Regions from separate parts of the Homo sapiens genome. Here regions 2 and 3 are each linked to region 1. The links are chromatin loops, found by intact Hi-C in ENCODE. Cell type or tissue: heart left ventricle. All regions are shown on one strand. Region 1 has its middle 15 kb from the start of RBAKDN. Region 2 overlaps RADIL (Rap associating with DIL domain). Region 3 has its middle 72 kb from the start of FOXK1.

Region 1 (8,000 bases):
TGGTGGGTGCCTGTAATCCCATCTACTCGAGACACTGAGGCAGGAGAATGGCTTGAGGTGGAGGTTGCAGTGAGCCGAGATTGCACAACTGCACTCCAGCCAGCCTGGGCGAAAGAAACCGGGATTTAGAAATGCCTCAGGTATTGGGCTCCTGTCTCCTCTTGCGGGGGTGGGGGAGAGTGGTATTTTCACGCCTTCCAGGAAGCAGGGGGGTGTCTCCAGTCCCATAACCTTCTTCTCACCTGGATTTGCCATGCTGGTGAGTGCTGCAAAAGTGCTGAGTGAGCCAAGCACACCTTGTCCCCTCCCTAGCTGGTCTCTCTGGGACAGCCTGGTCCACAGTTCCTTCTGCTTTTCCAAACAGAAGACCTTTGTGGTTTTCTAACTTCACCTGTGACTGGCAGGTGCAAAGTGCTGGGAAACCCACGCGGTCAGTCTCCCCCGGCCTCCGCCCCGGTCCCTCTACTTCCTCCAATTCAGTGTCGTTCATAATAAAACGGATTTTGATTGCTATGCATCTGACACTGGTGTTTATGGCTTGGGGGATTACAAAGTTAGGAAAGGAAGAGGGGCTGGTATCAACCCCCAAACTAGCATGCTTACGTGGATTGCAAGGAGTCTGGCATGGTGATGTGTGCCTGCAATCTCGCAATGCGTCCGTTATGTGCGCTTGCCTTCGTCCAGCGTGGTTATCTGCACTCGCAATGCGTCTGGCATGGGTACCTGCGCTTGCGATGGGTCCGGCGTGATTATGTGCGCTTGGCTGCATCTGGCGTGGTTATTTGCGCTTGCAATGCGTCCGGCAGGGTTATGAGCGCTTGCAATGGCTCCGCACGATTATCTGTGCTCGCAATGAATACGGCAAGGTTATGTGTGCTTGCCTGCATCCGGCATGGTTATCTGCGCTTGCAATGTGTCCGGCACGGTTATGTGTGATTACAGTGCCTCTGGCATGGTTATCAGCGCTTGCAATGCATCTGTTATGTGCGCTTGCAATGTGTCTGGCATGGTTATGTGTGCTTGCAATGCTTCCGTTATGCGTGCTTGTACTTGCTGGGGATATGGACCAGCTGCATCGCCTTTGTTTCTCTCCATCCCACTGCCTCATGATAACCACCATGCCAAAGCAGCAACTGTCCCCCACAATCTGAAGGACGTGACATCGAAGCTTCCCTTGAAACCTACTGAGGAGCTTGTAAGAAACTGATTTGGCACAAACAATCCCCACTGCAACTCACTCAATCCACAATGAGGACTTTTTTTTTGAGACAGAGTCTCGCTCTGTCGCCCAGACTGGGCTTGAACTCCTGGGCTGAAGTGATCCTCCTGCCTCAGCCTCCTGAGTAGTGGGGAGTACAGGCACGCACTCCACACCAAGCTAATTTCTTAATTTTATTTTGTAGAGACGGGGTCTTGCTATATTGCTCAGGCTGGTCTAGATCTCCCAGGCTCAAGTGATCCTCCTGCCTTGGCTGGGATTACAGGCATGAGTCACTGCATCCAGCCCCCATCCCCCTTTTTTGGCTTAACCCCACCAAGATAAAGGGAACATGAATACAGTTAAAGGTAGAAAAGAGACGTCCACACAGTGTTAGGAGAAACATTACTAATGGCAACCCCTGGTAGAGCAAAGCTGAAGCCCAGGCTGGGTGCAGTGGCTCACGCCTATAATCCCAGCACTTTGGGAGGTTGAGGCAGGTGGATCACGAGGTCAGGAGTTCAAGACCAGCCTGGCCAAGATGGTGAAACCCCATCTCTACTAAAAATACACAAATTAGCTGGGTGTGGTGGCAGGGGCCTGTAATCCTAGCTACTTAGGAGGCTGAGGCAGGAGAATCGCTTAAACTCAGGAGGTGTAGGTTGCAGTGCGCAGAGATCGCACAACTGCACTCCAGCCTGGGCAACAGAGCAAACCTGTCTCAAAAAAAAACCCTGAAGCCTAAGTTCTTCAGAGGCAAACACTCCTCGGGAGGGGAGTCAAAGAGGAAAAGGCTCTGGGATTGGCGGAAGCATATGCGCCAGAGGGTGGAGATGTGCAGTGGGCTGCGAACAGGAGGCCTGTTCAAAGTCAGAGTGAAGGCTGGGCACAGTGGCTCATGCCTGTAACCCCAGCACTTTGGGAAGCCAAAGCAGGAGACTCTCTTGAGGCCAGGAGTTCGAGACCAGCCTGGGCAACATAGTGAGACCCGCATCTCTACAAAAAATAAAAATAGAAAAATTAGCCAGATGTGGTGGTGCACACCTGTAGTTCCAGCTACTTGGGAGGCGGGGGTGGGAGGATTGCTTGAGCCCAGGAGCTGGAAGCTGCAGTGAGCTGTGATTGCACTACTGCACTCCAGCCTGGGAAACAGAGCCAGACCCTATGTCCCTTTTTTTTTTTTTTTTTTTTTTTTTTTGAGACAGAGTCTTGCTCTGTTACCAGGCTGGAATGCAATGGCATGACCTCAGCTCACTGCAACCTCCGCCTCCCGGGTTCAAGCAATTCTCCTGCCTCAGCATCCTGAGTAGCTGGGACTACAGGCGCCCGCCACCATGCCCGGCTAATTTTTGTATTTTTAGTAGAGATGGAGTTTCACCATGTTGGCCAAGATGGTCTCCATCTCCTGACTTCGTGATCTGACTGCCTGGGGCTCCCAAAGTGCTAGGATGACAGGGGTGAGCTAACCCGACGTCTTTAAAAAAAAAAAAAAAAGTGTAAATGAAGAGTGGTAAGACATGAGACCCCCTCTACACTGGGCTGGGTGGTCGCTCGCCCCAGTCTGCAGAGGGAAAGAAAAGGTCTGAACTTGGAGGTGTGAAAATGGAACCTCTCTAGAAAGCTGCACCCTGGCCAGCGACACCACAGCTGTGTCTCCTGGAGCTGGGAGCATCCCCACTCACACCTCAGGGAGGGAGTGGAGTATTCCCAGGTGCAGATATGGCCCGGTGCAGATACGAACCCAACCAAGTTAAAGCCCTCTTGAGGGTCCTGCCGCTGTCCCCATGACAAGTGCGAGGCAGCCCTGCCCCCTGGTGGCAGCACTCAGAACTGCATCAGCAGGTGGGCTGCCCTAGGACCGGGGGACATCGCAGGCAACATAAATGCCCTTGTGGGTTACAATCTAATAAGGAAGATGTTCAATCATCTTATTAAAATAATCGGCCGGGCGCGGTGGCTCACGCCTGTAATCCCAGCACTTTGGGCGGCCCAGGCGGGCAGATCACGAGGTCAGGAGATCGAGACCATCCTGGCTAACACGGTGAAACCCTGTCTCTACTAAAAATACAAAAATTAGCCGGGCGTGTGGCGGGCACCTGTAGTCCCAGCTACTCCGGAGGTTGAGGCAGGAGAATCGCTTGAACCCGGGAGGCAGAGCTTGCAGTGAGCCGAGATTGCGCCACTGCACTGCAGCCTGGGCGACAGAGTGAGACTCCGTCTCAAAAAAAGAAAAAAAAATTTAGCCTGGCGTGCTGGCCTATAATCCCAGCAACTTGGGAGGCAGAGGAAGGAGAATTGCTTGAACCCGGGAGGCGGAGGTTGCAGTGAGCCGAGATTGCACCACTGCACTCCAGCCTGGGCAACAGAGGCAGACTCTGTCTCAAAAAGAAAAAAAAAATTACTGCTGTGAAGGGAACAAGGGGCTGAAGTAATTACAGGGGGGCCAGGGACAAGGTGGCATTTATGAGAGGTTGGGGATGAGATTTTGAAGATGGTCTCTGGGTTCCAGGCCGAGCTCACTCTGGTGCTCCTCTGGGCGGTGGAGCGGGGCTCTTCGCTGGGCTGCTTATTCCAGGCTCTGAGCTCTGGGCGGTGGGCTCAGGCTCTCCCAGGGATGTCGGTGTCTGTGCGGTTGCCACTGCCCAGTGGCCTGGGTTCTGCTTCTCCTCTGGACTCAGGTTCTCTCTGGGGCTGACAAGATCCAGGTGGGCAGAGAATGAGGTGAAGGCTTGAAGACCAAATCATGGGAGATGCCGGGAATGGGTGGTGCTGTCCACTCTGACCGCAATTTCCCATCAATATCCAGACCTGTGCCTGCAACATCAAGACCTGTGCCTGTTCCTAAAGAGTGCGGGTACCTGAAGCCCCCCACAAGGGCTCCCCCTCTACAAGACCTGCCCCCAGGATCTTAGGGCCTGGGAAAAGCAGGAGCTAAGATGAGGGTTTTGGGGGAGAGGAGGGGACCCCTTCATTGACTCCATGGACCAGCCTCAAAACAGAGATGGAGGCAGAGATGTTCAGAGATAGTACCAGTGTCAAGGAAACTCCTGTGTCGCCCCTAGGTCAGGCTGCCCTGGAGAGAAGTCCAGAGCCCCTGGAGGGGATAGACTGAGCTAGAGAGATAAGGGGGTGGCTGGTGCTCCCCTACTTCATCAGATAGGACTGTGAAGCCTGGGAGCAGGCTGGGAGTCCGAGGATATGGGAGAACATTCACAGCTGAGAAGTAAAGGAGAGGGTGGGCGCGGCAGCTCATGCCTGTAATCCCAGCACTTTGGGAGGCCGAGGTGGGCAGATGACTTGAGCTCAGAGGTTCAAGGCCAGCCTGGGCAACATGGCGAAACCCCGTCTCTACCAAAAATTACAAAAACTAGCTGGGCATGGTGGTACGTGCCTGTAGTCCTAGCTATTTGGGAGGCTGAGGTGGGAGGATCGCTTGAGCCCAGGAAGCAGAGGTTGCAGTGAGCTGAGATCACACTACTGCATTCCAGCCTGGGTGACCGAGCGAGACCCTGTCTTAAAAAGAAGAAGTAAAAGACTGATTCATCCCCTCCTGGACACATAGCCCCTCTAGAGCTGTCTTTGACAGTCTCGGCTGCCATAACAAAGTCCCATAGACTGGCTGCCTTATCAACAATAGATATCTATTTCTCACAACTCTGGAGACTGAAGATCTGAGATCAGGGTACATGGTCAGCTTCTGGTGAGGGTCCTCTTCTGGGTTCCAGATCACAGACTTCTAGTTGTGTCTTCATGTGGTGGAAAAAGAGGGAGCTCTCTGGGGTCCCATTGATTGATCGATTGATTGATGGAGATGGAGTTTCACTCTTGTCACCCAGGCTGGAGTGCAGTGGCATGATCTCGGCTCACTGCAGCCTCCACCTCCCCGGTTCAAGCCATTCTCCTGCCTCAGCCTCCCAAGTAGCTGGGATTACAGGCATCTGCCACCATGCCCAGCTAATTTTTTGTATTTTTAGTAGAGACGGGGTTTCACCATGTTGGGCAGGCTGGTCTTGAACTTCTGACCTCATGATCCTCCAGCCTCAGCCTCCTTAAGTGCAGGCATTACAGGTGTGAGCCACCGCACCCGGCCATCCCTTTTATTAATATAAGGGCACTATGCCATTCGTGAGGGTAACACCCAATCACCTCCCAAAGGCCCATGTCTCATAATACCATTACCTTAGAGGGTAGGTTTCAACATATAAATGTTGGGGGGAACATGTTCAGTCTACTGCAAGAGCAATGGGGTAAGTTTCAGTATTGGGGTGTGCATGAAATGGGGGACAATATTGCAGGCAAAGACACTGGCTGAGAGCAACCCCTCCAGCTCGTACCCCAAATACCCCATTAAGATCTCATTTATTTGTCCACAGAATGGGAACAGAAATAGCACTTTGGCCAGGCGCGGTGGCTCACGCCTGTAATCCCAGCACTTTGGGAGGCCTAGGTGAGTGGATCACGAGGTCAGGAGTTTGAGACAGGCCTGGCCAATATGGTAAAACCCCGTCTCTACTAATACTACAAAAATTAGCCGGGCATGGTGGCTTATGCCTGTAATCCCAGCTACTCAGGAGGCTGAGGCAGGAGAATCACTTGAACCCAGGAAGCGGAGGTTGCAGTGAGCCGAGATTGCGCCATTGCACTACAGCCTGGGCAACAAGAGTGAAACTCTGTCTCCGAAAAAAAAAAAAAAAAAAAAAAAAAAGGAAGGAAGAAATAGCACCGCCCATGGGAATGGGATTCCCGCCCTCTTGGGCTGCTGTGTTTGGCTCCAGAGTGTAGAGCCTGGGCTTGTGAAGACAGGGGGAGCCTTCCAGGCCTCTAATTTCCTGAAGCCATTTGTGGGGACTCCTGAACACACCTGGAGGAAGTCCCGCCTCTCTCCAGAAGAACAGGGCAAAACACTGCCCTCTGACGACAAATTGTAGTTGCTTTTCCCAGGAGCACTGAGCTTTAATTTTTTTTTTTTTTTTTTTTTTTTTCCTGAGACAGAGTCTTGCTTCGTCACCAGGTTGGAGTGCAGTGGCGCAAACTCGGCTCACTGCAACCTCCGCCTCCCGGGTTCAAGCGATTCTTCTGCCTCAGCCTCCTGAGTAGCTGAGATTATAGGCACCCACCACCACGCCCAGCTAATTTTTGTATTTTTAGTGGAGACAAGGTTTCACCATGGTGGCTGGGATGGTTTCGAGCTCCTGAACTTGTGATCCACCTGCCTTGGCCTCCCAAAGTGCTGAGATTACAGGCGTGAGCTACCACGCCGGCCTGAATCTTAATTTTTGTTCCGCAAACGCCCTCCTTCTGCCCTCAGGCCTGGGAGGAAAATGCTCCTTCTCTAACTCCGTGGAGTCTCTGCCCCAAGGGGATCCATCAAACAGGAAATTCAGGATTCCAATTTGTAGGGACAAGTACCAAATTTCCTTCCAGAAAGCTTGACAAATTACCTTCCACCAACTGCATGCAAGAAAACCTCTCACCTCTACCAGGCTGGTTAGAAACTTACAAATTTTTTGCCAATATTTTTGCAAAAACACAGTATTGCATTTACAGTTTTTTCATTTGCTGAATCAAAGGTAAGCTGGGAGGCAGGATCACTTCCAGAACAGCAGAATAAACACCTCTGATAATCGGCCAGGCGCAGTGGCTCACGCCTGTAATCCCAGCACTTTGGGAGGCTGAGGCAGGCAGATCATGAGGTCAGGAGTTTGAGACCAGTCTGGCCAATGCGGTGAAACCCCATCTCTACTAAAAATACAAAAATTAGCCAGGCTTGGTGGTGCACGCCTGTAGTCCCAGCTCCTTGGGAGGCTGAGGCAGGAGAATTGCTTGAACCTGGGAGGCGGAGGCTGAAGTGAGCTAAGATCGCACCACTGCACTGCAGCCTGGGCAACAGAGGGAGACTCCATCTCCAAACAAAAAAAAACTCCAAAATAACTGAAAATCTCCTCCTCCATAAAAGTCACACAAATCCTGGCAAAAATGGTCAAAACCAACTTCTCCATAACTTTAGAAATTAACCAAAGGCTTATAACAATTCGGGGAATTTAAGAAAAATACCTGAATATCTCTAAGATTGTCAATCGAGAAAAATGATGAGACAAGCGTCAATTATTTTAGGAGGTTTATTCACCAAAGTTAACGATGCACACCTGGGAGACAGGTCTATGTCTTTCTCCAAAAGTAATTTTGAGACCCCACCATTAAAGGGGAAAGGGCGAGATATTGAGAAGTACACAATTTTCATGTAAGAAGGAGGTAGGAAAAATAGTCATTCATGCCTGTTGTCTGGTTCAGTGAATCTGTTTCTCCCCGCCCCCAAAGAGGGTCTCATTCTGTTGCCCAGGCTGGAGTGCAGTGGCACAATCTCAGCTCACTGCAACGTCCGCCTCCCGGGTTCAAGCGATTCTCCTGCCTCAGCCTCACAAATAGCTGTCATTACAGGTGCCCACCACCACGCCTGGCTAATATATGTATTTTTAGTAGAGACGGGGTTTAACCATGTTGCCTGGGGTTGGTCTCGAACTCCTGACCTCAGGTGATCCACCCGCCTCAGCCTCCCAAAGTGCTGGGATTACAGGCATGAGCCACCGTGCCTGGCCTGTACTTTTTTTTTTTTTTTTTTTTTACATAAGATAACATAGACAAAATGGGGCAGGGGAGCAATCAGATATGCATTTGTGTCTGGTGGGCAGGGGGTTGACTGCACCTGTAAAAGGTAAGCTATCAGTTTACATTGCCCTGGTGAAATTTTCACAGAAACACCTTAAAGATCTTGCAGCTCACTAGGAATTTCCTTGTGAGCAAA
Region 2 (8,000 bases), 260 kb before region 1:
GGAGCACAGAGACCAGAGCATGGGCTGCCGGCCACAGCCTATGCATGCCTGTCGCGTCCATCAGGAGAGGACCAGGGAATGGCGTGCCCCAAAAAATGGGTCAGCCACATCCACCCACCTGGAGAGGTTGTGAGTGAGAAAGCAAACCACAGACAGCTCAGCCAGCGCCATCACACCCAGGAAGAAAGGAAGAAAGAAAGAAAAAAGGAAAGAGAGAGAGAAAGAAAAAAGCCGGGTGCGGTGGCTCACGCCTGTAATCCCAGCACTTTGGGAGGGCGAGGTGGGCAGATTACAAAGGTCAGGAGTTCAAGACCAGCCTGACCAACATGGTGAAACCCCGTCTCTATTAAAAATACAAAAATTAGCTGGGCGTGGTGGCATGTTCCTGTTATCCCAGCTACTCAGGAGGCTGAGGCAAAAGAATTTCTTGAACCAGGACCCGGGAGGTGGAAGTTGCAGTGAGCCAAGATTGTGCCACTGTACTCCAGCCTGGGCTACAGAGCGAGACTCCGTCTCAGAAAAAAAAAAAAAAAAAAAAAAAAAGGGAAATGAAATGGTGAATATGTTGCAGGAAACTGTTAAAGGTGCTCTTTGGGGCCAGGTGCGGTAGCTCACATCTGCAATCCCAGCACTTTGGGAGGCTGAAGCTAGAGGATCACTTGAGTCTTGTCTCTACAGAAAAAATCAAAAAATTAGCCAGGGCATGGTGGTGCATGCCTGTAGTCCCAGCTACTCGGGAGGCTGAGGCAGGGGGATCACTTGAGCCCAGGAGGTTGAGGCTGCAGTGAGCTCTGACTGTACCACTGCACTCCAGCCTGGGCAACAGAGTGAGACCCTGTCTCAAAAAATAATAATTAATTAAATTAAATGAAGTAAAAACAAAGAATGATTTGAGACACAGTAGTGTTAAAAGCAAGCTGAAGCTGGAATAATGTCAGTAATAAAATGAAAGCCCGGAAGTGAGGATGGGGGTCGAAGCATCCTAAGATCTAGTGTTCCACAAAAGGAGGAAGATATTAATATTTTCAGAATTACTTTGAAACTAATAAAGAAGGAAAAGGGGAGTTTTTAAAAATCCAGTCAGAAGCCAGTTGTGATGGCTCACACCTGTAATCCCAGCACTTTGGGAGGCTGAGGCGGGTGGATCATGTGAGGTCAGGAGTTCGAGACCAGCCTGGCCAATATGGTGAACCCCTGTCTCTACTAAAAATACAAAAATTAGCCGGGCGTGGTGGCGCGTGCCTGTAATCCTAGCTACTCTGGAGGCTGAGGCATGAGAATCGCTTGAACCCAGGAGGCGGAGGTTGCAGTGAGCTGAGATCGAGCCACTATACTCCAGCTTGGGCAACAGAGCGAGACTCCGTCTCAAAAAAAAAAAACAAAAAAAAAAACCCAATCAGATAGGAAAGTATAAAAATCAAAGGCAAAACGCACAGAAAATAGTGCAAAACAGATGGTAAAAATGTGGCCAAAGACATCAGGAATGGCAATAAACCTAAATAATTCGACTTGCCCATTAACAAAGATAAGACAGGTGAACAAACAATGGCTTTCAAAACATAAAACAAAAGGGCACAGAAAGAGTGAACCTAAACTTTCCCTGGTTCCATGGACGGGCATGGAAAAATCTGATGAGGCGAGTAGTAAACCAGTGAAAGGGGATGTGGTACTCACTCCAGGGAAAGAAAGATTCTAGGCCAATAAGAATCATCAGGACAGGCCAGGAGCGTGGCTCATGCCTGTCATCCCAGCACTTTGGGAGGCCAAGGTGGGCAGATTGCTTGAGGTCAGGAGTTCAAGACAAGCCTGGTCAACATGGTGAAACCCCGTCTTTACTGAAAATACAAAAATTAGCCGGGCATGGTGGCAGGCGCCTGTAATCCCAGCTACTCAGGAGGCTGAGGCAGGAGAATCGCTTGATCCTGGGAGGCGGAGGCTGCGGTGAAATGCGATTGCACCAGTGCACTCCAGCGTAGACGACAGAGCGAGACTGTCTCAAAAAAAAAAAAAAGGGCCGGGTGCGGTGGCTCACGCCTGTAATCCCAGCACTTTGGGAGGCCGAGGTGGGCGGGTCACCAGAGGTCAGGCGATCAAGACCATCCTGGCTAACACAGTGAAACCCCGTCTCTACTAAAAATACAAAAAATTAGCCGGGCGTGGTTGCAGGCGCCTGTAGTCCCAGCTACTCGGGAGGCTGAGGCAGGAGAATGGCGTGAACCCAGGAGGCGGAGGTTGCAGTGAGCCGAGATCGTGCCACTGTACTCCAGCCTGGGGGACAGGGCGAGTCTCCATCGCAAAAACGAACAAAAAGAAATAAATAAAAAATGAAGTAAACCAATCTTCATTAAAGAAAGGGATTCGGCCAACACGGGTCTCCCTCCCCGAGGACTCTGGCCCGGATGTTCTTCCAGCAAACCTTCAGGGCCAGCCCTTACCTCATACAAACTGATCTGGAGAACTAAGAAACGGAGAAAGCTCCCCAATTCATGTTCTGTGAACCTTGTTACTAAAATCAGACAAGGACAGTGCAAAACAAACAAACAAACAAACAAAAAAAAACGTAGACCAGTTTTACCGATAAATTCAGATGGGAAAATCCTAATTAAAAGATCAACAGTCAACATCACTAATTCTCGGGGAGATGCCAATCAAAACCACGAGACGCCACCTCACTCCTGTTAGAATGGCCATTATCAAAACAATGACAGATCACAGGTGTTCAAAAGGACTGCACGCTGTTGGTGGGGATATAAATTAGTACAGCCTTTACAGAAAACAGTATGGAGGCTCCTCAAAATATTAAAAATATAGGCTGGGTGCAGTGGCTTACGCCTGTAATCCCAACACTTTGGGAGGCTGAGGCGGGAGGACTGCTTGAGCGCAGGAGTTCGAGACCAGCCTGGGCCAACATAGTGAAATTCCATCTCTACAAAAAACACAAAAATTAGCTGGGCATGGTGGCGTGCACTTATAGTCCCAGCTGCTTGAAGGCTGAGGAGCGGGAATCGCTTCAGCCCAGGAGGTGGAGGTTGCAGCAAGCCGAGGTCGCGCCAATGCGCTCCAGCCTGGGTGACAGAATGAGACCCTGTCTCAAAAAAAAGAAAACCTAGGAATGTAGCACTCCACATTAACAGATTAAAGGGGGAAAATATGTTGATCACAGATGCAGAAAATGATTTAGTCAAATTCAGTGATCATTCACAATTTGAAACACAGAACACAAAGATTTGAGGCAAACAGGGCAAACAAAATGTTAGTAATATTAAATCCCAAATCATCATCATCATAACATCAGTTTCAGGTGTGGGATCACGGGGGAGTGACAGATTCCGTACTGTTCTGTGTTTTGGAAGTGATTCATTATTTTACAAAGGAAAAAGGAAAAGCCCCCCAGGCATGCAAGAGGGATGGAAACGGCTGTTTTTAGGTCCTAACGATGACGGTTCTGGAACACACAGCACGAGCGGGCAGCTGCAGCAGGGAGGGCCCGGGCCTTCCCGTCAACGAGGAAGCTGGGTCCACCCAGAGCTGCGCTTCAGCTTCAAACTGCAGGCTGCCCAGCAAACAGGCACTGGGGTGGAAGGTTCCAGTCCTCCCTGCACCTCAGCACTTAGGAGGATGAGGGCTGGGTACACTCCCATCCCCTCCACACCCTGCCTCAACACTAGAACTCCAGCTGTCCTGGAACAGAGCCCCAGAGGGAGGCCACCACGCCTGTTACTGGGCCCACTCCCAACTCCCATGCAAACTTCTCCTCAACACTGAAAGCCCACAAGATGTCAGGTGCCACTGTAGGGGCCCGGGCCTGGACCACCTCCTTGCCGTGGGTCAGGCTGTCCATCACCCTTCGATGCTATCCGGGGCCTGGCTTCTATGGAGCCCCCTCCTGTCAGGCTGGGAGGCAGAGCCTGGGTCCCTCACACAGTCCCAGATCTCAGAGGCCAGGACCCACCCCCAGTGCATGGCATCGGGACCTGGCTCTGGGGAGCGGGTGTTTGCCAGTGAAAGTGGAAGGCGTTCGGAGCTCAGCTCTCCCTGGGCCGGGCAGTGGGGATGCTGGGGACTCCAGGTCAGTGGTCCCCAAGCTGTCCCATGCCTGTCCCTCCTACCTTTGAAAGAAGGATGGACCCAGGGTGGACATCAGCAGGCACATATGGCAATAATGGGCTTTATGGATGGACCATTTTTGGTACGTGAGGCACTTACAGGGTTCGGCTGTGTCTCAACCCAAATTTCATCTTAAATTGTAGCTCCCACAATTCCCACATGTTGTGGGAGGGACGCGGTGGGTGGTAACTGAGTCATGGGGGCGGGTCTTTGCCATGCTGTTCTCCCGATAGTGAATGAGTCCTCATGAGATCTGTTGGTTTTAGAAAGGGTGGTTCCCCTGAACACACTCTCTCGCCTGCCACCATGTAAGATGTGCCCTTGTTCCTCCTTTGCCTTCTGCCATGATTGTGAGGCCTCCCCAGTCACGTGGAACTGTGAGCCCATTAAACCTGTTTCCTTTATAAATTACCCAGTCTCGGATATGTCTTTATTAGCAGCGTGAGAACAGACTAATAAAGGCACGGATGGGAATCACGCAAACCTCTGTGTACCACAGCTTGACTTAAGGGGGTGCTGCCAGCCACTCAGCCTGAGCCCCCCAGACACACCCCCTCCCTCACTGCCTAGCGTGGCCACCACCTTCCACTCTGCCTTCGTCAGTGTTATCTCACGTGTGTGTCTTAAACAGGATGGCTTGGCTGTGAGTATCATACGTACGTGTGTGTGCGTGTGGGCATTTAACCATATCACAGACACTGTGCTAGGTGCTTTTTCCCAACATTGTCTTGGATTCAGCTGCACTGAGAGAGCAGTGGCTGAAAGTCATTCCCTGCCACCAGGAGGAGACATGTGGCGGCTTCAGCTCCTGTGCGGACACACTGCCTTCCACCAGCAGGTGTCTCTCTAGGGCCCACTCGAGAGTGGGAGCGTAGGCCGCAGGGGCTGCACGTCTGTATCAGATCAACCGAATGGTTTCCCAAGTGCCCCAGCAGCGTCTAGGGTAGAGATAGTGCTTTCTGCGCAAACAGCCGTTGGAGAGTGGCGGTGCACTACCTTACCTCTAACCCAGGAGCTGCGCCTTTCCCTGAAGGAGCAGGTTAGTTCTAACACAGAATCGGGAGAGCAAGGGAGGAGAAGGCTCAAAAGAGGGCCTCGTGCAGCCATAAAAAAGCACGACATCAGCCAGGCACAGTGGCTCACGCTTGTAATCCCAGCACTTTGGGAGGCTGAGGCAGGTGGATCACCTGAGGTCAGGAGTTCGAGACCAGCCTCACCAACATGGAGAATCCCCATCTCTACTAAAAATACAAAATTAGCGGCTGGGCGCGGTGGTTCACACCTGTAATCCCAGCACTTTGGGAGGCCGAGGCGGGTGGATCACAAGGTCAGGAGATGGAGACCATCCTGGCTAACACGGTGAAACCCCGTCTCTACTAAAAATACAAAAAAACAAAAATTAGCTGGCCGTGGTGGCGGGCGCCTGTAGTCCCAGCTACTCGGGAGGCTGAGACAGGAGAATGGTGTAAACCCAGGAGGCAAAGCTTGCAGTAAGCCGACACTGCGCCATAGCACTCTAGCCTGGGCGACAGAGCGAGATGCCGTTTCAAAAAAAAAAAAAATACAAAATCAGCTGGGCGTGGTGGTGCATGTCTGTAATCCCAGCTACTTAGAAGGCTGAGGCAGGAGAATCGCTCGAACCTGAGAGGTGGAGGTTGCCGTGAGCCGAGATCTCATTATTGCACTCTAGCCTGGGCAACAAGAGCGAAACCCCATCTCAAAAAAAGAAAAAAAAAAAAAAGCACGAGATCATGTCCTTTGCAGGGACATGGATGGAGCTAGAGGCTATTATGCTTAGCAAACTAACACAGGAACAGAAAACCAAATACCTTCTCACTTACAAGTGGGAGCTAAATGATGAGAACACATGGACACAGAGAGGTGAGCAACAGACACTGGGGCCTTTCAGAGGGTGGAGGCTGGGAGGAGGGAGAGGATCAGGAAATATAATGAATGGGTACAAGGCTTAATACCTGGGTGATGAAATCATCTGTACAACAAGCCCGCACGACATAAGTTTACCTATGTAACAAAGCTGCACTCGTACCCCTGAACTTAAAATAAAAGTGGAAAATAAATAAACTAATAAAATTGTGAAGATTCTCAAAAAAAAAAAAAAAAAAAAAGCCAGGCACAGTGGCTCACGCCTGTAATCCTAGTACTTTGGGAGGCCAAGGCAGGTGGATCACTTGAGTTCAGTAGTTCGAGACCAGCCTGGCCAATATCGTGAAACCCCATCTCTACTAAAAGTACAAAAAAAAAAAAATTAGCCAGGCATGGTGGTGCACACCTGCAGTCCCAGCTACTCGGGAAGCTGAGGCAAGAGAATCCCTTGAACCTGGGAGGTGTAGGTTGCTGTGAGCAGAGATTGCACCACTGCACTCCAGCCTGGCGATAGAGCAAACAAAACAAAACAAAACAAAAACAAACAAAAAAAGAAGACCTCACCCATCCAGTCTTAAGGGTGCCCTGAAGCAATTTCCCAAAACTCAGAGCTTCCCAGGGTGATGACTAAAGAAGCAAAAAAGGCCGCTGCTTGGATGGAAGGACAAAGCCCAGAGCTGACCCCAAGGCGTGGGGAGACCCCTCGGGACTTGGCTCCCCCGGGAAGTGTGAGCCCCCAGGACCTGCTGCCCAGAGGCGGGCACAATAACCGGGTCATACTCACAGTTGCGCCTGCTTCTCTGCTAGTTCTTTGGTTTTCTCCTACAATTACAAAGCGGGAGAAAAAGCAAGTGAGCAAAACAGGCTAACACAGGGACGCGTTCAAATACACGATACCATCGACAGGAAAACAAGCCATGCTGCCCCAGGCATCCTGTGTGACGCTGACTATTTATTCAAGCTGTGCTGGAAAGGACATTTTCCATGTGACTTCAACATCTTCCCATTCCATTACCGACTATGACCTACAAGTTTGCTACAATAGAGTATCTCACAACTCTCTAGCTTACATAACAACCGGCTATTTAAAAAATAGTAGAGGCTGGGCAAGGTGGCTCACACCTGGAATCCCAGCACTTTGGGAGGCTGAGGCAGGCAGATCACTTAAGGTCAGGAATTCGAGACCAGCCTGGACAACATGGTGAAACCCCATCTCTACTAAAAATACAAAAATTAGCCGGGTGTGGTGGCGCATGCCTATAATCCCAGCTATTTGGGAGGCTGAGGCAGGAGAATCCCTTGAACCTGGGAGGCAGAGGTTGCAGTGAGACGAGATCACGCCACCGCACTACAGCCTGGGTGACAGAGCGAGACTCCGTCTCAGCAAAAAAAAAAAAAAAAAAAAAAGAATTATTCTTGCCTTAGTAGTAAGTTATTATCCGGCTGAATGTAACCGTGATGGCTGAGTGCGCGTAGACTAAGCGTGTATATTTGGTAAGGAATGAGGACGGGGCAGCGGCGACACAGTTGCACATTCTCAGGAAACAAACGCGCAAATGATATTCGCATGGGATCTGGACAGCACCCAGCGGAGGCTTCGGATTCCCACAGTGGGTGCAGGGGGAAGAGGTGGACTCAGGCTCGGTCTCATGTCTATCAGCTCAATCTCTGGACCAGGCAATTCACCTCTGGGAGCCTCTGTTTCAGAGCCTGTAGCATAGGGGCAGGGTGAGCCCTGGTGTGCTGCAGGGAGTGGGCCAGCCACACAGCGAGCCCCAGGTGGCTGGGACACAGGCTGGGACCCGGGTCCCTCAGCAAGTGACTTACGGCCCCCTGGCTTCAGTTTCCCTGGCTGTGACATGGGGTGTGGCATCTACATCGTCAGGGTGGTTGTGATAAAGAAATTAAACAGCGTTTGGTTTGCAAGTAAGTGCCTGGCGCAGAGGAGACTCGGGAAATGACAATGATCGTGCGAAAACCCATGACTTCTGGCCAGCAGGTAACTCTCG
Region 3 (8,000 bases), 480 kb before region 1:
CCTCATGCCCCCAAACCTCCTACGGTTTCCAGCCTCTGAGCCTTTGCATGTACCGTTCCATCATCATCAATGCCTATTCCTTCTTTGTCTAACTGGAAAATTCATACGCACCCTTTAAGACCTAGTGCAAGTGTTACGTCGTCTCCAGGACATTCCCTGGCACCCAGCTCCCCTGCAGCATTGAGTTATCCCACATCTGTGCCCCCACAGGACATCATCAGCCATGTGGGTATCCATTTCTGCCTACACGTTGGACCCTAGAGGCCTGGGTCAATGCACAGGCCAAGGTGTGTATTTCATAAATGGTTGTTTAATGAGGAAATAGGTGAATGAACACATCCAACCTGTTTCGACTTCCACGCTCTGGGAAGATTTCATGTCCATAGTCACCCCTGCACCACCGCAGACCCCCTTCCTTCCAAAGGCGTCACCCTCCCCGTGAGTCATGGCGTTGACAGAATCCAGCCAGCCTCTCTTTATTTTCTTCTGAAGAGGGAAATTTTTCATTCTCATGGATGACTACTCCCACGTAATGCAAATAATCACCTTTCCGTGGCCCAAGAAAAGCTCTATTTAATCTCGCTGGCAGATGTCTTCAATGGAAAGATCCAGTGCAAATAAAAGTGCGGAGCTGAAATGTCAGGAAACTGAGCCACTCTCTGATCCAGCACGCGCGTGACCGAGGAGCCCCCGCAAGGTCACAGCGGCATGAGAAGCAGGGAAGCTTCCACCCTAGGACCAAGTCCAGAGGAAGAAATAAAAAGCCCTCCCGTCCGCCTCCTCCTCTTGCTTCTCCTCCGCTGTCATCATCATGCTCTGTGTGTGCCCAGCATTTTCTCTTTCTCTAAACACTTTCATACGCACATCACGTTGGATCCTCACCACGCCCCTGTGCGGGCGTCGTGCAGGGCTGGTTATCCCACAATAGCCTGGTTAAGCCCTCTCAGCGACGCAAGACTGAACCCATTCCAGCAAGAGTGCAGGAACCACGGCCTCTGTGCCGTGGCTGGAATCAAAGATGAGCCGAGCTCCCTGCAAGCAGGAGGAAGACTTCGAAACCCCAGGCATGAATCAGGGCTGCTGACACCTGCCAATTTGAGAAAGGTCTCTCCAGGAGAGGAGGCAGCTGCATTCTGCTAGTCGACATGTAAACTGGCTCAACCTTTCTCAACAGCAATGAGATCTGACACCTCCCAGACCCGGGAACTCTAAGACCCAGCGGTGGATGGAGAAAATCCACAACACAGACTTCCAACCTGCCGCAGATGGGCCACCGTATGACTTTGTGAAAACATCAGGTCACTCTGGAGACCCCTGGAAGATGATGGAGTAGGACTTTATTGGTTTTCAGCCTTTAGGGTCTGAAAGCATGTAACATCAAAGACCAAAAAGACCCACATTTCCTAGAAAGATGTTATGCGTTTAGCGGTATTGCACTGACACATGGGATATTACAAAGCACAGGTGTTGAATCTAGATTGTACCTGGTGCTACCCGTGAAGGGGTTCTGATACTAAACCAGATGATATCTGGGCGGAGGAGAAGAGAGACCCAAGAGAGCTCTGCAATTAGTGTGATCTTGGACAAACTGCAACCTCTTTAGCCTTCCATTTGCTTCCTTGTAAAAATACTTCTATAATTGGAGCTAATCATAGTGTCTACATTAGGGCAGATAGTCATTGTGAAGATTAAATTAGATGACACAGCACCAGACATATAGTAAGTGCCCAGTATACGGTGGTATTATTATTAATAGGATCATTCTCTTTTTTTTCTTTCTTTCTTTTTTTTTGAGATGGACTCTCACTCTGTCGCCCAGGCTGGAGTGCAGTAGCTTGATCTCAGCTCGCTCACTGCAACCTCCGCCTCCTGGGTTCAAGCGATTCTGCTGCCTCAGCCTCACCAGCAGCTGGGACTACAAGCACACACCTCCACGCCCAGCTAATTTTTGTATTTTTAGTAGAGACAGGGTTTTGTTATGTTAGTCAGGCTGGTCTTGAACTCCCGAGCTCAGGTGATCCACCCACCTCGGCCTCCCAAAGTGATTACCGACGTGAGCCACCACGCCCAGCCTAATCATTCTCATTTAACGATAATGATAAATGGCCAAGCATGGTGGCTCACACCTATAATCCCAACACTTTGAGAGGCTGAGGAGGGAGGATTTCTTGAGGTCAGGAGTTGGAGGACAGCCTGGGCAACATAATGAGACCCCATCTCTACAAAAATTACAAAAATTAGCCAGAGACATGGACACAGGAAGGGGAACATCAGACACCAGGGACTGTTGTGGGGTGGGGGGTGGGGGGAGGGATAGCATTGGGAGATACACCTAATGCTAAATGACGCGTTAATGGGTGCAGCACACCAACATGGCACATGTATACATATGTAACAAACCTGCACGTTGTGCACATGTACCCTAAAACTTAAAGTATAATAATAATATTAAAATAAATAAAATAAAATAAAATGGTAAAAAAAAAAAAAAAAATAGCCAGACCTGCTGGTACGTACCTATAGTCCCAGCTACTTGGGAGGCTAAGGCAGAAGGATGGTTTGAGCCGGGGAGGTGGAGGCTGCAGTGAGCCATGGTGGCACCACCGCACTCCAGCCTGGGCCACAGAGCAAGGCTCTGTCTCAAAAACTAATAATAATAAATATAAATAAATGTAGAAATGAAATTATCCTAGCCTACATGCAAGGATGGGTAAAGGTCCCTTAAATAAAAACAGAATGTGTCATGTCGGTTCTTCCATGCTGTTTCACTGCTGCGCTTCCGCAGAATCTCATCAGCTGAATGTCTCACTCCAGCACAAAACAGGCAGGAGTTACTTTATTTTGCAATTGAATGATCGCTTTGAGTTTTTGTTTTTTTTGTTTTTTGGGGGGTTTTTTGGTTTTGTTTTTGTTTTTGTCCCTGATCAATGTCAAGACCGGCGATCACAAATGTTCATGCCTATAGCGCAAGGCCAGTACCACCAACAGGTTAAGAGACTGGTGGCGGGGCCAGGGTGGGGGCAGGGGGGCTGGTGCTGCACTGTCCTCATGTTGTACTTTTGCTATTGTTCTTGACAGAGGCATTGGGGATGGAAGACAATAGAGAGTGGTGGAGACTGAGGCTAACTGGGGACACATGTGTAGATCAGGCTCTGTATTTTAATATGGGGGCCGGGCGCGGTGGTTCATGCCTCTAATCCCAACACTTTGGGAGGCTGAGGCAGGAGGATCACTTGAGGTCAGGAGTTTGAGACCAGCCTGGCAACATAATGAGATCCTGTCTCTACCAAAAATAATTTTGTAATTAGCCAGTCGGCCAGGCGCGGTGGTTCACACCTATAATTGCAGCACTTTGGGAGGCTGAGGCAGGCAGGTCACTTGAGGCCAGGAGTTTGAGACCAGCCTGAGCAACATGCCAAAATCTCGTCTCTGCTAAAAATACAAAAATTAGCTGGGTATGGTGGTACACTCCTGTAACTCCAGCTACTTGGGAGGCTGAGGCACGAGAATCACTTGAACCCGGGAGTAGAGGTTGCAGTGAGCCCAGATTGCACCACTGCACTCCAGCCTGGGTAACAGAGTGAGACTCTGTCTCAAAAAAAAAAAAGGAAGAAGAAGAAGAAGAATTAGCTGGGTGTGGTGGTGTGCACCTGTAGTCCCAGCCACTTGGGAGGCTGAGGTGGGAGAATCACTTGAGCCCAGGAGGCTGAGGCTGCAGTGAGCTCTGATCGTGCCACCACACTCCAGGCTGACAGAGCAAGACCCTGTCTCAAAAAATTAAAATTATAAAATATATATTTTATATACATATATAAATTTGGGGATGGCGGCCCAATTTCTTTAGTTCTGCCTCTGGTTTTTCTGATTTTTCTTTTTTTTTTTTTTCTTTTTTTTTTATGAGATGGAATTTCTTACTTGTTGCCCAGGCTGGAGTCCAATGACACGGTCTCGGCTCACTGCAACCTCCACCTCCCAGGTTCAAGCAATTCTCCTGCCTCAGCCTCCTGAGTAGCTGGGATTACAGGCATGCACCACCACGCCCGGCTAATTTTGTATTTTTAGTAGAGACGGTGTTTCTCCATGTTGAGGTAGGTCTCGAACTCCTGACCTCTGGTGATCTGCCCGCCTCGGCCTCCCAAAGTGCTGGGATTACAGGAGTGAGCCACGGCACCCGGCCAATTTTTCTGTGTTTTTAGGCAACCACCATCCTCTAGTTTTAAAATGTTGGCCCAATATTTTTTGTTAACACTGTGAGTCAAATAAAACATAACTGCAGGCCAGATTCAACCCTGGACCACCATTTTGTGAACTTTCACTGGGCTTCCTCCACCGCAGTCCTCGCCGTTACCTCCAGTATGTGTTGACAAGAGTAGAGAACAGCCAGGGTCACCATGCATGGTCGTCTAGAGTGTGCACTGCCCAAGGGCACCACACCTAAGAGGTGTCCTCTTAGGCATCTAAGATTTGTACTAAGAATTTCCCCAGTTTTCCAGCAGAGGGCAGTCACATGTCATGCTCCATGGCACGTCACAAAAATGTTCAGCAGTTGGAATAATCTGTCCTTCTTTAATCCACACAAAGGTGTTACAAGAATTAACAGCAGGCCAGGTGTGGTGGCTCACACCTGTAATCCCAGCACTTTGGGAGTACGAGGAAGGAAGATCACTTCAGCTCAGGAGTTCAAGACCAGCCTGGGCAACATAGTAAGACCCTGTCTCTAAAAAAATTTTAAAAATTAGCCAGGCATGGTATTGCATACCTGTGGTCCCTGCTACTTGAAAGGCTGAGGCAGGAGAATCACTTGAGTCTAGGAGGTGGAGGCTGCAGTAAGCTATGATCACGCCACTGCACTACAGCCTGGACAACAGAGCAAGACCCTGTCTCAAAAAAAATAAAAAATTTGTAAACGTAGCAGCAGCCCTGAAGGTGGGGAGTATTGAAATTAATGATCCTACTCTTTTGAGTTATAAAAATGGAAGTTCCAAATAGCAAGCATTGGTGAGGTTGGAGAGGAACCGGGGTCCCTACATTGCTGGTAGAGGTTAAGTAGGTACACCTCCATTCGGAACTTTTCGGCAGCCCTTAATCAAGTTGAACATACAAACATTCATGACCCAGCAATTCCACTCGGTGTATATCCAGCAGCACCCATACCGGGTGTACCCAAAACATGTTCCAGACCATTCATAGGCACACTGTCTGCAATGGCCCACACTGCAATGAGCTCCACTGTCCATCAGTAACGGAAAGGGTAACTTGTGCTATATTCACATGGGAAATATATTCCGCTGTGCAAACGCACCAACTGCTACTATGCATAGTAATATATGAGGACAAATCTCATAAAAGTCACCTTAAGTCAGTGAAGAGAACATCCCATGTGATTTTGTTTCCATAAAGCGTAAACAGCAGGCAAAGCTAATCTCTGGTGTTTGATGTTGCGATAGCAGTTTCCCTTAGAGGTAAATGGGTAGTGGCTGAAAAGAGACACAAGGGGCCAGGCACAGGGGCTCACACCTGTAATCCCAGCACTTTGAGAGGTTGAGGCAAGTCAGGAGTTCGAGACCAGCCTGGCCAACGTGGCAAAACCCCGTCTCTACTAAAAATTAAAAAAAAAAAAAAATTAGCCGGGCATCGTAACACACGCCTGTAATCCCAGCTACGCAGGAGGCTGAGGCAAGAGAATCGCTTGAACCCAGGAAGTGGAGGCTGCAGTGAGCCAAGATCATACCACGGCACTCCAGACTGGGCAATAGAGTGAGACTCCATCTCAAAAAAAAAAAAATAGACACAAGGGAACGTGCTAAGGCAACTCCTGGTACCAGTACCACTTCTTGGCCTGTTAGGAACCGGGAGGTTCAGCAGGAAGTGAGCAGCGGGCAGGAAGGTGAAGTTTCATCTGTATTTACAGCCACTCCCCATCGCTCGCATTACCGCCTGAGCTCCGTCTCCTGTCAGATCAACTGCGCAAACCCTATTGTGAACCGCGCATGCGAGGGATCTAGGTTGTTTGCTCCTTATGAGAATCTAATGCCTGATGATCTGCCACTGTCTCTCATCGCCCCCAGACAGGACCCTCTAGTTGCAGGAAAACAGGCTCAGGGTTCCCACTGATTCTACATTATGAAAGTTGTAGAATTATTTCATTCTATGTTATAATGTAATAATAATAGAAATATAATGCACAATAAATGTAATCTGCTTGAATCATCTCAAAACCATCTCCCCGACCCGGGCCCACGGAGAAATTATCTTCCACGAAACTGGTCCCTGGTTCCAAAAAGCTTAGGGACTGCTGTTCTAAGGGGCTAGGGAGGTTCTGTTTCTTGACCTGAGCGGTAGGCACGTGGGTGAGTTCACTTTCATCCTTTCACAGTCCTGCTTTGCACGTTTTTCTGTCTACATGCTATACTCCAATACACATCTCAAAAGACAATTACATATGTGTGTGTTAGACAGAAAGAAGGAAGAGGGCAGGGAGAGAAAACCACCGCATTCAAGCATCGCCGCCTCTAGGTGTAAGGTTCATTCCAGGACTGCCTGGAGTTGGTGACTTTGCATTCCTGCAGAGGAAACCCACTTCCTTTGCCTGTGTTCTCGGGCCGACTTCCCATATCTGCTGACCAGAAATCCTTCCTTGCAGCCGCCCCTGTAACGGGGCTGGCATTTGCAATTCGAAAGTGTCTTTGGCCTTGTTTTTCCGAGGAAATGAAAACGCTATGCGTTATCAGCATATCATCCAACAATTTATCATCACGTTGGCACCTGACAATGTTGATTTATGATTCCAGCAGGAAGAGCAGCCCTCCAACCCCCCACCAGTTCAGAAATGGAGACATCGAGGAGTCCTGAGCACAGGCAGGAGAGACTATGAAGTTATCGTAGACTCGATGTCCACAAGTGCCGGTGAGAATGACTGTGCAGAGACCATCTGAGCTCCCTGCAGATCTCACGACTCTTTTCCTCCTCCCCTTGCTCCCGGGTGCTTTGTCTCTCACACTCGGCCCCTGTGGAGCTGTTCTGCCTATGCAAGCAGAAATTGAGAGGTGCCTGGGGTTCCTGTCCCCCCAGCCAGCTCTTAGCCAATGGCGAGCAGATTCCAGAAAGTGAAAGCCCCGCTCCCTTTGCCTGAGTCTGGACAGACCCTGGGGCATAACTTACGCTGCAGTGCCTTCCTGCAGGATTGGGCCAAAGCCACCCCAGGGGGATTTTGCCAAAGGACCTTACTCTGGCTTGGCTCCTGGGTCCCCTCCTCCTACTCCCTTCCAGACCTCCCGGGACCACGGCATTCCTACGTGGCTTGCACACAATTCCTTACCACAGAGTTTGCTTCTGGGGAACCTGACCTAAAACCGAGGGGAAAATGGATTCTAGCATTTTTCAGATTCAGAAACGGGAGACCCAAATGGCCCGGGCCTCCCGCCTCCCGCACACAGGCCTGTGTATCAAGTTTCTGCAAGCACAAGCAAGAGGCTTGCAACGTGTTTGCAAGCAGTCATCATCATTTCCAGGATTGGCTATGACTCGGGTTGCAATGTTTTATTTCAGTTCACAGACAGACACAGGCCACACTCCAGGGCTCATGCCCACATCCGTAGCTTGGAACTCGAGATGCACTGTCTAGGATGGCCAACATCAGGACGGCACCCACCAGCAGACAAGCCTGTTCCCAGAATAGCCTTCTTTTTTATTTTTTTGAGACAGGGTCTGGCTTTGTGGCCCAGGCTGGAGTGCAGTGGTGCAATCATAGCTCACTGCAGCCTTGACCTCCTGGGCTCAAGTGATCCTCCCACCTCAGCCCCCCAGCCCCAGTAGCTGGGACCACAGGCATGCACCACCACGCCTGGCTAATTTTTTTTTTTTTTTTTTTTTTTTTTTTTTTTTTGTAGAGACCAGGTTTCACCATGTTGCCCAGGCGGGTCTCAAACTCCTGGACTCACGTTATTCACCCGCCTCGGCTTCCTGAAGTTCTGGCATTACAGACATGAGCCACTACACCC

Evidence for each region. A loop is a pair of places that touch in the nucleus more often than their neighbours do. Peaks named below come from ENCODE experiments on the same cell type or tissue, not always from the same donor. Only the 100,000 strongest peaks of a DNase experiment are listed, where the experiment ranks them.
Region 2: it touches region 1 in a loop (4-fold over the local background); 27 of 110 quality-filtered maps call a loop at or near these places.
Region 3: it touches region 1 in a loop (18-fold over the local background); 16 of 110 quality-filtered maps call a loop at or near these places.

Annotation. Positions count from the first base shown.
Region 1 is chr7:5,082,609-5,090,608 of GRCh38, forward strand. No RefSeq gene overlaps it. Among named protein-coding and RNA genes, the nearest start is that of RBAKDN, 15 kb to the left of the region's middle. In heart left ventricle, a CTCF peak has its summit at 3,012 (motif pointing left); a DNase peak (open chromatin) is centred at 3,003; H3K27me3 peaks cover 3,302 bases.
Region 2 is chr7:4,825,366-4,833,365 of GRCh38, forward strand. RADIL (Rap associating with DIL domain) reads right to left here. Exons shown (of 15, transcript NM_018059.5): 5 at 6,776-6,813. Among named protein-coding and RNA genes, the nearest start is that of SNORD165, 8.1 kb to the right of the region's middle. In heart left ventricle, a CTCF peak has its summit at 4,925 (motif pointing right); a DNase peak (open chromatin) is centred at 4,936.
Region 3 is chr7:4,606,536-4,614,535 of GRCh38, forward strand. No RefSeq gene overlaps it. Among named protein-coding and RNA genes, the nearest start is that of FOXK1, 72 kb to the right of the region's middle. In heart left ventricle, CTCF peaks have their summits at 4,497 (motif pointing right) and 4,698; a DNase peak (open chromatin) is centred at 7,026; H3K4me3 peaks cover 1,340 bases; H3K27ac peaks cover 788 bases.